Linked DNA regions of Homo sapiens: region 2 is linked to region 1. The links are chromatin contacts, found by Hi-C or POLR2A ChIA-PET in ENCODE. All regions are on one chromosome and are shown on one strand. The core of a region is the stretch at or near the end of the contact, and the rest is flanking DNA. Distances in the headings are between cores, read along the strand shown.

Region 1 (6,934 bases), core at 1,026-3,525:
GGAAATGTGAAGGAGGCAGGAAAAGGACCTATAGATCTCCAACAGAAAAACCAGAAGCAGACAGGGGTAACCCCAGAGGCATCTGGGTGGGCCCTGGGCAGGCTGGAGGAGAGCCCACAGCAAATAGTCTCAGGGCCCTTGCATAGTGACATACTCACCACCCTCAGCATCGAAGGGACCCACTGGGTAAAGAGAAGCCATGTTATCCTGCCCCCACCCAGATCATAGTCTTCCAACTCAATGTCCTGGATGTATGGCAGGATGGCCACAGGGGTAGGAGGGGATTCAGACCAGGACCCGGAGATGAGGTGTTAATGCTGTCCTAGCGTGAGTGCCTGCGTGGAGCATGGAGGGGTGGGCAGGCAGGGAAGGAGGCTTCAGAGGTAGACATTGAGGGTCTGCAGGATGCCCCGGCGGCAGAGCGGGCAATTGCGGTGGTAGACGGGGTGGCGCATCAGGATTTCAGTGCAGGCCTGGCACAGGCACAGATGCCGGCAGGGCAGGAGCAACACTGTCTTGCTCTGGTCCTGGCAGATGACACACTTCTTCCGCTCCTCTTGCTCCTTCAGCAATTTCCAAGGGTCTTGCCCACCTGGAGGCTCCTCCTCATTGAGCCTCTCTCGGCCCCTGACAGGTGTCACTCTGATGGTCCTGGCCTCCTCCTCTTCTGCCTCTGATCTGCGCCCCGCTTCAGGAAGAGTGTCCTGTCTCCGGGTCCTAACTGAGAATACCCTCATAGGGTCACCCTGGGGAGCTCCAGGTGCCCCTCCCCGGTTTGGCCAACTCGCCAGCTGCAGACTGCGGCTCCAGACTCGGCGCCAGGCCTCTGAGCCCAGTGCTAGGCGAGAGAGCCGCATGACATCCTCTCGAAGACGGTGGTAGGATGGCCGGGCATGGAGCTGGCTGAGTGCCTGGGTAGCCAGCCTCAGGGTGAAGTCCGGATGCAACACAGTCACCGTCACTGCCAGCACACAAGCTAGCAACACCAAGCCAGTGAGATTGACAAGCACAAAGCTGGCCAGGAGGCGGGCAGCTGAGGCCAGCAGCTCCAGGGCTAGTTGGCAGGGTGTCCAAAGGAGGATGGCCATGGCCACAGCACTGCTGGAAATGTGGGCTAGGAAGGCAGCCACTACGTCCGTCATCCTCCACAGAGGCCCGGTCACTGCATCCCACAGGGCCAGCACCAGGGAAAAGAGGTTCTGAGTGCCGATGAGGCAGATGTTGACCAGGCTGTTGATCACATAAGCCACCAGGCTCATGGCAATGGCACAGATGTCACAGGCCTGGCGCAGCAAAGCATGGCCACTGGAGACCACATTGAGGACGCCCCGGTGCAGTATCTCCCTGCTCCGCAGTGCCCCATGAGAGGCCAGGTGCCCCAGGAGCTTTAGGCTCTCTAGGCCAGAGCAGCAGCTATACAGCAGAGTACACAAGGCCTGCAAGCCCCCACATGTGAACCGGACCACGGCTTCGATCAAGGCCAGCAATGAAAGCAAGACTCCGCGGCCCAAGTGCAGAAGACTAGTCAGTACCGTGTGCGGCAGGTTGTAGACGAAGGCCAGGAGCCAGGCCAGGGAAGCCAGGAGGGAGGACACCAGCAGGAAGTTGAGGTCCAACACCAAGGTCAGCACGTCCAGCACCAGGCCCAACCCATTCACTACCAGGTACACTGCCTCCATGATAGGGCTATGGAAGTTAGTCCAAAACAAAGTCTGGCTCCTCGGTTGGGGGGTTGTCAAGGTTGTCAATATTTTAGGGGGTCTGGGATTAATTTGGAAGGAAAATGAGCAGTCTCCAACCCAGGGGGTACCAAGAATCTGAGGAAGAAGTGGGTAAGACGGAAGTGGAGTCTTGGTAGAGGGAAAGGTGGCCAGGTGCCAGTCCAAGAGTCCAGGTTTTGAAGATGGGCTGTTTGGGAGGGAAGAGGCCAAACATCTCTAAAGCGAAGGCGAGCCCAGGCCGTAGGAGCGACCTCAGCTTTGGATGCCTGGTGTGGCGAACCACGGCCGGGCAACGGGTCAGACCGGGAGGAGACGAGGAACGGATGGAATGGGATCGGATCGGATCGGGTCGCGTCGGGTCGGGCCGGGGCCGGGTGGGGTCGATGTAAGCTGGGCGCAGGCTCTCAGTCCAGCTACGCAGGTGCCCCTGTCCCCGCCCGGCCCCCGTCTTCCCGCTAGCGGCGCTTTGCACCCAAAAGGGGAGTGGGAGAGGCAGCCAGCTTCAGCAAACCCCAAGCGCAGCCCCTACTCCGCTGGGCGCCGCCATCTTGTGTGCAAAGGGGTGGAGCCAGAGGCGTGACGAGGAGGGAGGGACGACAAACTCCAGCCAATCGGTGAAGGCCAACCACAAAAACGTCGATCACTCATTGGTCCGTTTGAATGGCGCCCGAACGTATTTACTTTCCAAAGGGAAGGAGAGGCGACAGATTAAATCCCCTCCCCCTTTAGGCGGGGATTGGTTCGTTGGCGGGCAGCGTCGAAATACGCTCTCCTAGCCCCACCCTCTAAAAGAGCAGGGTCTTGGACTCCCCTCAATTTGGGAGCTGTTCTTTCTCCCGGCCTCTGAACGCGAGGTTTTTTTTTTGGCTTGGGTCGGAGGTCACTGCCTCTGGGCTGGGCTTTGGAATAGCACCGCCTTCGCAGCCTGCCCAGATCCGTCTCCTCATTCTCTTCTATTTATTCATCTATTCTATCATTTATTGAACTCCTACAGTGCATTGAGGATACAAAAAAATTTTAAGACAGTGCCTGCTGTTCACAAGGGAAAGCAGATTATTACAGGGGATTCCCAAACTGCTATTCCAAACTTTCCTCACCAGGTTTTTCAACATCTCGGAAGATTACTTCATTGTCATTGAGAAAAAGGGGCTACAGATTTAGAAACCGCTCAGCTTCCTACCCTGGGCCTTCCTACCCTAGAGTGCAGTGGCGCGATCTCGGCTCACTGCAACCTCTGCCTCCCGGGTTCAAGCGATTCTCCTGCCTCAGCCTCCCGGGTAGTACAGGTGCCCACCACCTCACCCGGCTAATTTTTGTATTTTTAGTAGAGACGAGGTTTCACCATGTTGGCCAGGCTGGCCTCGAACTCCTGAACCTCGTGATCCACCCGCCTCGGCCTCCCAAAGTGCTGAGATTACAGGCGTGAGCCACCAAGCCCGGCCCTGCCCTTTTCTTTAATACTCAAACAATAGTCAAAATATATTTGAAACCCCATCCCAAATATATTGGGAATCCTGGCGTTTTCTACTAACTCCAAGGATGCTTAGCAGACTCCTAGTGGACTTATCTTTCCCCTGGTCACCTTTGCTGAATTTCCTACTTGAGTTGAATTCTCCATCTCCACTCCTGGGCTCCTGAAAGTGTCCGTCCTCCTTCAGTCTGCCCTGAACACTGCCTCAGAGTCCTTCATTCTCCAAAGCATCACTGATAAGAAGCTGAGGTGTGCAGCAAACCTTTACTGAGGCCTTGGGATCGTGGTAGGGGTACGCTATAGTGCAGAGGAAGGACTGCAGTCGCTGAAACTCCTCTGGCTTCTTCCTACCCTTTCTCTCTCCCTGCTCTCAGGCCCTGGCCAGGTTATGGTTTGTTGTGTTGTGATGTGTTGCTGATGTTTTTATTTTCCTACTCGCATCCTCCCGCCAGTGTCAAATCTTGGAGAATGTGCCCACCTCCCTTTCAAGACAGTTGATCCCATCGCCCGTACCATCTCCTCTTAAGGGATCTTATTTGTCCAGTGAACACTATGTTGTTATTAATCAATCTTCCTCCAGCACTTGACACCACTTCCTCCACCCTTGGCCTCAGAATCATTACCCTTTCCTATATTCTTTCTGTTTCCATCATAGCCTCCTCTCCTGTATACACGATGATTTCTGAATTTGTGTCTTCAGCCTGAACCTGTCCTGCAAACTTCAGGCTCCAGCTGCTTCCTGGACATGAACGGTTCATGGGTATCCCACTGGTGCTTCCTACACAATATGTCCAAAGTCAAACTTGGCAAACGTGCTGTGCCTGCACTGCGTGCAATTAACTGGCCAGTTTTCCACACCAAGAAGCATGTAAAGTCCTTCTCAGAGTTGGCAGGATCCTCTAAGAGAGAATTTCCATTCGTTTAGGACCAAGACCTCCCCTTTGAGTGATTTGAGACTCACTAATCCAAAGCCCTCTTTAATGAGCCACAACCCTTGACTCCCAGGAAACCTAGCAGGTAATCCTGCTTTGGGCAGGGACAAAGACTCCAACTGGCTTTGGGGAGGCAGTTCAAATTGTTTGACAATGTTAGTCCCAGGGATTGAGAAGAAAATAAGCCAGATATTGAGAAAGCTGAACACCTAGAAGCCCTATCCTTGCAGTATTTTCTAATGGAAGATGTAGTGTAAAGCCCTCTGGAGGCCTGCTCTGGTGGCAGCTGGTTTCTGCTGTTGTGCTAACTTCAGGGGTTTTTTTGTTTAGTTTTGTTTTGCTCAGCGTAAGATTCTAGCTGGGACAATAGAAGGGATTTTTAGAGACTATGAAGGACTGAGGATTAAGAGATTGGAAAAACCAGAAAAGAATGTCTAATTCAGGGGTTTTGTTTTGTGCTATTGTGTATATTACGGCCCTCCCCATCGTCTCCTCATCAAGCATTCAGTAAAATCTATATTATTGCCATGTTTTAGGTTGGTTTTTTTTATTTTGTTTTTTAATTATGCAAATCATTTACAGGGTCCCAAAGTCAAAACTTTATAAAAAGATACAGTCACAGAAGGTTTGCTTTCATCCTTGTACCCTCCACCCTGTTCCCTCCCAGTGCCACCCAAGCTTGAGAGGACCCCAAGTATTACAAACATAGACAACAAATGTCTCCATAAAGGAGCACCTGGGTCCTCTATCAGTCAGGATCCAGTGCTCGTTACTGGTACGGAAAAGCCTATAGCCCCAAACGTCAGCTCTGCAAACAACACGGTTCAGGCCCGAAGAAGCTCTTCAGCTCTTCTGCACTTGTTTGAGACAGTCTCGCTCTGTCACCCAGGCGGGAGTGCAGTGGCACGAGCTCAGCTTACTGCAACCTCCACCTCCCAGGCTCAAGTGCTTCTTGTGCCTCAGTCTCCCCCAGTAGCTGGGACTACAGGCGTGCACCACCACACCCAGCTAACTTTTGTATTTTTAGTAGAGACGGGGTTTCACCATGTTGGCCAGGCTGGTCTTGAACTCCTGGCCTCAAGTGATCTGCCTGCCTCGGCCTCCCAAAGTGTTGGGATTACAGGCGTGAGCCACCGTGCTGACTCTGTCCTACACATCTTACAAAAAAAAAAGAAAGAAAGAAAAAGAAGAAAAGAAAAGGAAAGAAAGAAGAAAAGAAATTAACGTGGTTTGTGCAATGTGGCTGAGGAACATTTTTCAATATTAATTCCTATTTATCTTTAAATTTGCATATATGTAAATATAGAGAAAACACGCATGTGTATTTAACTAGCTATATTCTAGTTTTGACTTAAGGAAAAACTAGTTTTCCCTAGTTTTGCACTAAGGAAAAAACCTACTTGCAATTTTAGTCTTTGATTTAAAAGACTGTCAAGGGCAAGTCGATGATAACAGTAATGACATGGTTAGTAAAGATAATAAAGATGAACAAGCCAGGATTTTGGCCAAAAATCTAGAAGCATTTTTTTGGTGACATGTCCCCTGTATGGCACATAGTTGAACTTGTTATTAGAAGACACAGCCTAATTGTGCTGATAATAATGGCATTTTTGGAAAAATAAAAAGATTATATGCAATATTCTGGATGTGCCCAAAGATGAAATATCTTGGAAAAAACTGTATCACAACTGACCTTACAACTGCTCTTGGATACATGATGGGAATGCTGGCTAAATGCTGTTAAAACAAGTCGGTTTAATTTAGACAAGAAACTAGAAGGGCTGGGCACCATGGCTCACACCTGAAATTCCAGCACTTGGGGAGGCCAAGGTGGGCGGATCGCTTGAGCCCAGGAGTGCAATACCAACCTAGGCAACATGGCGAAACCCTGTCTCTACTAAAAATACAAAATATTAGCTGGGCATGGTGGCATGTGCCTATAGTCTCAGCTACTCGAGAAGCTGAGGTGGGAGAATCACCTGAATTTGGGAAGTCGAGGCTGCAGTGAGCTGTGATTGCACCACTTTACTCCAGCCTGGGCAACAGGGTTGAGATTCTGGAAAGAAAGAGAGAAAAAGAGAAAGAGAGAGAGAGAGAGGAAGGAAGGAGAGAAAGAAAAGGGAGAGAGAGAGAAAAAAAAAGAAAGAAGGAAGGAAGGAGAGAAAGAAAGAAAGGCAAAGAAAGAAAGAAGAAAGAAGGAAGGAAGAGACAAAGAAAGAGAGAGAGGAGGGGGAAGAAGGGAAAGAAGGAAGAAAGGAAGGAAAGGGAGGGAAGGAAGGAAGGAAGGGGAAACTAGAAGACTGAGCAGCGTTAAGAAGATTCACAAAGAGCAAATTATGGTCTCAAATGGAAAATCAAATTACCCTTGCATGTGCACTACCCACAGATATTTGAGATGGTTGTTTAATATGAATAATATTGATAAAAGTGTAACCAAAATACTGCTCATTTGGATATTTTTTTAAACAAGTGATGAGCCACTATTGATACTTTATTATGAACTGAAGTCCACAGTTTACATTAGGGTTCACTCTTGGTGTTGTACATTCTATGGGTTTTGACAAATGTTTAATGACATTTATCCATCATACAGTGTTATAGAGAATAGTTTCATTGCCCTAAAAATTCTCCGTGCTGTGCCTATTCATCCCTCCTTCCCCCCAGACTCCTGGCAACCACTGATCTTTTTACTGTTTCCATAGTTTTACCTGTTGTAGAACGTCATATAGTTGAAATCGTACAGTATGTAGCCTTTTCAGATTGGCTTCTTTCTCTTAGCAATATGGATTTAAGTTTCCTCCATATCTTTT
Region 2 (6,934 bases), core at 3,035-5,534, 280 kb before region 1:
GACCACCCACTTAGTTTCACACTGCTAGTCCTTCTCTTCTCAAAGACCCCATCTCTGTTTCCTCTCCACCACCACATCTCAGCAGCTCAGGCTGTCCCAAGAGACTTGAGTGAAGACACAGGCAAAGACAGAGCAGGGGCTTCCGGGCTGAGCCTCCTGCCCAGGTGTGGACTCTCTGGACCCATCCAGGGATGAAATTAACACCCACAGCAACAGACATCGGTGCAGCCGTTGCTGTGCATGAGGCACAAGGGACCTAAGGAGAACTGGCCATTTGAGTTCCAACTCAGAGCTTGCAGTGAAATTGGAGGGAGGAAGACAGGATACATGATGGAACCAAAAAAATCATTCTATTTCTATAAACCACATGTGAAAATCAGCCAGATTTCTTACATCTAAGTAGAAAAGTAGTAATCCAAGATCCACACTCAACAACAGATGAGTGGGGACAGGCAGAGGCACTCTGGGGACACTGAGGAAGGACAGTGATGTTAAAAATAATAGAGCTTGGCGCTGCGGCTCAGACTGCGGCTCAGTCCCAGCACTTTGGGAGGCCGAGGCGGGAGGATTGCTTAAGTCCAGGAGTTCGAGACCAGCCTGGGCAACATAGTGAGACCCTGTCCTATTAAAAATGATAATAGTAGCTGACAATAAAAACAAAAGTGGACATTTCCAGATATGGTCAGATTGTCCTTGTTTGGCCAGTGTCACCAGCAGCTGTGTCCCCATTAGGGGGCCTGGGTGCCCAGGGAAGTTAAGAGGAGATAAGCTCCCTCTGTTCCTGTAGATCTCTGCCCACCTCACCTCTGATGAGATTGTTATATCCTTGCTATCTATAAAATAGGACATTATAATGTTTGTTAAAAAAAAAAAAAAAAGTAACTCCCAAATTTCTGAGTTTCCTGTGTGTTGGGGCTGGGGCTAAGAACTCTATGTACATCATCTAATTTAATTCTCAGTAACACAGATGATCTCTTGATGTCCCTTTAAAGCTTTGGGGTCACTTTCAGTATTCAGATAAAAACAGTTCCATGCCGTACAGTCTCCAAGATGCCTAAGAATTGCCAGGACCTGGCATTTTCATGATTTCCTCTCATTCTGATTTCCTCTTCTCTCTCAATCCTGTTCTGACTCTTGAGTTTATGCAATTTTTTGGGTTGTTTTTTGTTTTTGTTTGTTTTTTTCTTCTTGTTGACCTACAGAAGAGGAGATACCAAAACCAGACTTGGGAGACAGGGGGAGTCCAGGAAGGCTTCCTGGAAGAAGTGGCAGATGGGATCTGTCTCGTCCTGAATTTTCTCCCAAAATGTTACTAACCTATGGCAGAACTTGTAAGATAATTTTCCTAGAAGTTGGGGAATAGGAGGGACCTTCTTGAAGCCTAACAAGTGACTCGAAATTTAAAAATCAGACCTCTTGCTCTTGCCAGTTCCTCCTGAACCAGTCACATCTTCTGGGTTCTGTCTTCAGCCTCTGCACTCCAATCCCGTGGCTGACCCCCCTCTGCCATTTCCGGGTTCTCATTGCTTCCTGCTGAAATGGCTTTTGTCTTTGGAGAAGTTCAGCCCCATTCTTTGGCCTTCCCAGTTTCACTCTGGTGGGTAGAGAGCTTTATCTGACACAATCAATGGGTCATTTTCCGGAACAAAGATCCCTGTCTCCCTGGCAGCAATGAACGCCTTTCTCTAGAATACAAAAGCAGCTAGAGACACACACTTGACTCACAGCAATCGATGAGAAGCAGGGATCGCCATTTACATAAGAGGAGACTGAGGCATAGAGCAGGTAAGAAGTTTGCTGAGGCTGAGATCACAAAGCTGCTAAGTGCTGACATCTAGATTTGAAATAGGTCTGTGGGCTCCAGACTATCCCTCTTAACTGTGACACGAGCTTTCAAAGAGGTGAGGCTTGAGGAAAGCTTGGAGGGAGGGAACAGACAGACAGAGAAGCCCAAGGCATGAGGCAGAGCCCAAGACCTGCTGAGCCCATGGGAGTGAGCCGGGGCAACTGAGGCAGGGAGCCTGGGAGGAAGCCATCACTGAGGCGGGCAGGAGATCAGCGGGTGGACTGGAAAGCAAATTAGGAGGAAAACCTAAGGGGCGATTGGGTCAAATCAAACAGAAGGACTGAGTGTGGGGGCTGACAGAGAAGGAGGAATCAGGAGTCCTGTCCAGGTTTCTGACCAGCAACTGGAGAGATGCTTACTGAGACAGTGGCCATGCGGGAAGGCGGGAGGGGTGTTCAGAACGTGCTCAAGTTCACACATGTGGGGATGGAGATGCTCTTAAGCTGCTGGGCTGTTTCTCCTGAGACAAGCCCACACTGGAGCGGCCAGCAGCCTACAGATGGTAATTAAAGCCACAGGGAGGATGAGCTCACGCAGGGAGAACGCGTGGAGGGAGGAGGTGAGGACTGGGATCCACTCGAGAAGCACCCACAGCAAAGGGGGCGGGCGACCAGCGAAGGAAAGCAAGAAGCCAGCCAAGGCCAAAGCCACAGGCACCGGCGGGGTTCCGCCTGGGACCTGAGGCTGGACTTCCAAGCAGGCAGCGGCCCACATGGCCAAATGCCATGGGAGGCAGAAACGTCCTGAGAACAGCAGTTGGATTTAGAAGTGGTAAGGGGGTGGATTGGAGAGGGGACTTGGTGACTTTGTAGACCACTGGTGATGCCACTCAGAGGAAAAACACCTGGAAGACCACTTGCTTAAAAAAAAAAAAAAAAGTGAATGAGAGAGAACATCAGACAGCAAGGAACGCTAATCCTCCCAAGATACGAGTTGGGGGAGAAAAGATAAGACGTGATCTGAAGAGACAGCTGGGGCCAAGGGAGAGAGGGTTTTGTTTGTTTTGTTTTAAGTGGGAGAGTTGAGCCAGTGGCTGTGAGTGAAGAGGGGAGGTACAGAGCAGAGGTGAAGATTCAGGTGGAGGCAGAGATCGCGGCTCAGGAGCAGAAGGTCCCACCAGCCTCTCCTAAAGACACGCTCTGTCAAAAACATCCAAATCGATAGAAATCCACGAGAAGATCAGGGCCTGACCGTGAGCCATGGTCTCAGGAGGGTCAGAGTAGGAGTGAAAATGGCTTCTAGTGGAAGGAACAGCTAAGGGCTGGGGCAGCAGTTCTCAGGAAATACAGTGGCATCCTGTCCTTCTGGGCCACCCATGCCCCCTACCCCAGCACAGGGGCCACAGAGAAGCTCTCTGCCCACCCCCTGGAGGCTGCTTGTCTGGTCCTTGCACCACCCACATGGGCTGCCCCTGCTGGTTTAGCATGGGCCTGGGTTTCTCTCTCCTTATGCTCTCTGGGGCTTACCTGCATGCCTACAACTTCTACCTGAAGTCACCCTGTCCCCTGGCCTGGACATGGAGTATCCCAGCTCCTGGCTCCTCCATTCAGAGCAGAAGGTGTCCCAAAGCCCTCATATCCAAAGAAACTGAATTCTTCCTTGAGCCTGCCCTCCCCACAGCCACTGAAATGTGTCTGCAGACCCGGCTCCCCCAGCCTCTCTTCCACGTCCCCAGGCTCGGTGAGTTCCACCAGCGATCCTGTTCCTACACAATGACTACAACAGTGGCCGTGCACTGAGCCCATGCCACTCACTGATCCATTCCTTTGTTGAATACTCCTGGAGCACCTACCACGTGCCTGGTGCTTTACCGATTGCTGGGATGCAATGGGGAGCAAGTCAGATTTGTCCCTGCTCTTGTGTGGCTTGAAGCCTTCCATCTAGCATTGTGCTAGACACTGCTTGTGTTATCCTCTTTATCCGTACAGCAGCCCTGTGAGACAAGCATTACTACCACCATTTTAGAAAAGAAGAAATCAAGGCCCAACATGGTAAGAATTCCACAGCTTATAGAGAGCAGATCCTTAACCCACCATCCTGGGAGGCTCTGCTTCCTCCACCCAGGGTTGACTCAGCTTCTTTAAGCTCAGGTTCCCCAAGTTCTCTTCTAGAGTGACTCCTCTCCCCTCTTCACTCCACTGGAGGTAAGGGTGCATTGTTTGAGTCTGGAGACTGAGGTCTGAGGCCTGGCTCCTGGATCATGGCTGAGTAACCTGGAATGGACTATTTATTTCATGGCTCAAAGCCCAAGTCCCCTCCTTGGTAAAATGAGTAAGGATGATCCTCCAGGACCTGCCCTCCCCAGATAGGCGCTGGGGGGATTACATGAGGTCAGAGATGTGAAAGTGCTTTCAGAGGCACTCACAGGCAAGGGGTTATGCTTATGAAAACTTTCTCTAAGCGGAAGCCCTGGCATCAGCAAATTACATATTAACGTGTGTTGAGTCACCACACTTCCTGTCCCAAGCTGTTTATACTGGGAGTGCTTTGCTAGCTGTGTAATGAAAGGTTTTTCCTCTCCTAAAGGAATTTCAGGTGTCTCCTAGCAGGCAGAGGAAGGAATCAGGGGCCTTCCTTGCACCTCTGAAATCATAGCCCAGAAGGCTGAGACTAGCATTTGTTGAGCATTTAGTATATGCCAGGCACTGGGCTAAGCTCTTTGCACACAATACCTCATTTACTTCTCATAAACCCTTAAGATGAAAATACTATCCTTACTTCACAGATAAGAAAATGAATGTATCTGAAGCCACAAAGCTTTGAAGTGGTGAATTGAGGACTTAGAGCTAGGCCTGTCTGACTCCAAAACTCATGCTTTTCCCAGCCCTGCCCCGAATCCCTGCCAAAAGCGACCTCCTCCAACTGCAGCCTCAGCACCGACACTCTGATGCTCACTGGTGTGCCTCCTGCCCGCCTCTGCACCACACAAGGAGCTCTTTGAGGACAAGGACTATGTTGAACTCATCTTTGTATTTCCAGCCATCAGCACAGTGCCAGGGCCAGGGACGGCATCAACAAACATTCTGCTGAATGATTGAATGGTCAAAGAATAACTTTTTCTTAAGGACAAAATCGTGACTCTGATACCAATAACCTATGTCAAAAATTGTATTTAGTCCATTAATTCATGGGGGAACCAGTAAGATATTACAATTGGTTAAAAGAAAATCTCAAAGAACCTGAAATATAGCTCTCATGGTCTGCTCCAACTGCCATAAGAAAACACCATAGGCTGGTGGCTTCAACAAGGGAAATCTATTTCTCACAGTTCTGGACACTGGAAGTCCAAGATCAAGGTTCAGGTGTCTGATGGGGGCTCACTTCCTGGCTTGTGTGTCCTCTTGCTATGGCCTCACATGCCTTTTCCTCGTTGTGTTATTACCAGTTTTCTGTAACTTCCAGGGCTGTAAAATAGCTCAAAGACCATGAAGCCTGAAAAAAACCCAGAAGAGTATGCTAGACAAGACACCCAATCATCTTTTTGGTCCATTTCAAAGTCTTTCACAATTTTTCCCTATAGAACGCATCAATGAAAACAGCTGTCTGGGATGCCGCTGGGAGTGTCCACTCCCCCATCCACCCCCAATCCCACCTCTCTGGGGTTGCATTTTGTCATGCTTCTTTCATCACTCACTTCCATCAGACAGTGGGTGGTCCCACAGCTTGGGCCTGAGGCCTTTCAACTGCCAACCAACTCCACCCACAGTGATACTGACACCCCAGACTCACACTTACAACTGCCTATGCAGTATCTCCTTTGTCTAGAGTAAAGAAAGAAGGCCGCATTACAATGTCCTAAATGGAGGGGGCCTGTGACTCGGAACAGCCATGCAAGGGCACAGATGGGCTGGGAGGGAGAGCCCTACAGTGCGTGGACTCCCTTGCCACTCACATTGGCATTGGCCCATGAAGATCTTAGCCCAGGAAAGAGCGTGCCTGACACAGTCTTACAGGAAAGGGCATCCCCAGGCTGCCCAGACCTAAGGGCTTCTACACCAGCTAGCTGGGCACCATTGAAAAATTTAAGACCTCACCAGAAACTGCACCTGACAAGGGGCCGAGAGTGTAGGAGGAAGATCACGCATGAGAAGGAGGTTCCCACTGGAAAATCAATGGAAAGCAAACCCTGGGATGTCTAAATGCCAAGAAGAGTCCAGCTAGCTCATTGGAAAATTCAACCTTGACTTCAGATCCCTTGAAAATCCAACATTTGTTCTTAAAAAACAATTTCTGATGTCTTTTTCTGTCTTCCTTTTATGAAGGTCAAGTTCTACCTGCAGAATGGTGTTTGTGATGCAAGTCCACAGTGTTTATCTCTGGAATAACAGTGGGCACGAACTGGCCAAGACCCCCATCAGCCGCTGACAGCCTCACATCTCTAGCCTGCACTAGCAACAGCATCCAACTAGTTCGCTGGCCTCCAGTTTCACCCCTTAACCCATCCCACATGGATGCCAGAGTCAGCTTTCAAGATACATTTAGCCTTATCATTTTCCTACGTAAAGTATTTCATTGGCTTCTGATTGGCTGCCTGTAAGATAAAGGCCCGTGGTGTCCAAGGTGTTCCACAACTGCCCCCTGCTCACCTCCCAGCCTTGTCTTCATCACTCCCTGATCCCTTCTTTGGGCTCTAGCCTCACCAGCTGCTGGGAGTTCTCTGCATGCCCCAGGCCATTTCTCCCACCTTTACTCACACCCTTCTTCTGACCAGCTCCTGTCCCCTCAGAGATTGGTTCAGGGGTCTTCCCAGCACACATGCTCTCTCTCTGCTCCAGCGTGCCTCCGGGAATCACCACATCGCTCCTCTATGTTAACAGGTCTGCTCCTCCTTCCATGAGACAATGGGCTCCTTGAGAGCAAGCATTGTTTCCCATGCTGTTGACTGCTATCCCTGCAAAATGCATGTCCATCTAGAACCTGGGAATGTGACTTTAATTTGGAAATAGTGTCTTTGCAGATATGATCAGGGTTAAGATGAGTTCACACTGGATTAGAGTGGACCCTCACTCCAACGCAACTGGCATCCTTTTAAGAGGGAAATGTGGACTTAGCAGCACACGGGAGAATGTCATGTGAAGACAGAGACAG

Evidence for each region. A loop is a pair of places that touch in the nucleus more often than their neighbours do. ChIA-PET counts read pairs that join two places held with the same protein, here RNA polymerase II (POLR2A). Pooled maps may share reads with other maps.
Region 2: a pooled map shows a loop between it and region 1 (3-fold over the local background). The contact joins the enhancer-like site here to the promoter of RNF26 in region 1. A Hi-C loop is called at or near these places in 1 of 50 pooled maps. POLR2A ChIA-PET finds 5 or more read pairs at or near these places in 2 of 52 experiments (H1 and WTC11).

The regions. Positions count from the first base shown.
Region 1 is chr11:119,329,868-119,336,801 of GRCh38, reverse strand. It overlaps RNF26 (ring finger protein 26), which reads right to left and starts at 2,275. Exons shown (of 1, transcript NM_032015.5): 1 at 1-2,275. The coding sequence starts at 1,679. The coding sequence ends at 378. RefSeq lists an enhancer at 1,742-2,633.
Region 2 is chr11:119,613,046-119,619,979 of GRCh38, reverse strand. No RefSeq gene overlaps it. Among named protein-coding and RNA genes, the nearest start is that of NECTIN1-AS1, 93 kb to the left of the region's middle. RefSeq lists enhancers at 1,494-2,081, 3,262-3,851, 5,327-5,850. Within about 2 kb of position 4,284, at least 8 of the 41 ENCODE cell types and tissues checked have a DNase peak (open chromatin) inside an H3K27ac peak, as active enhancers do.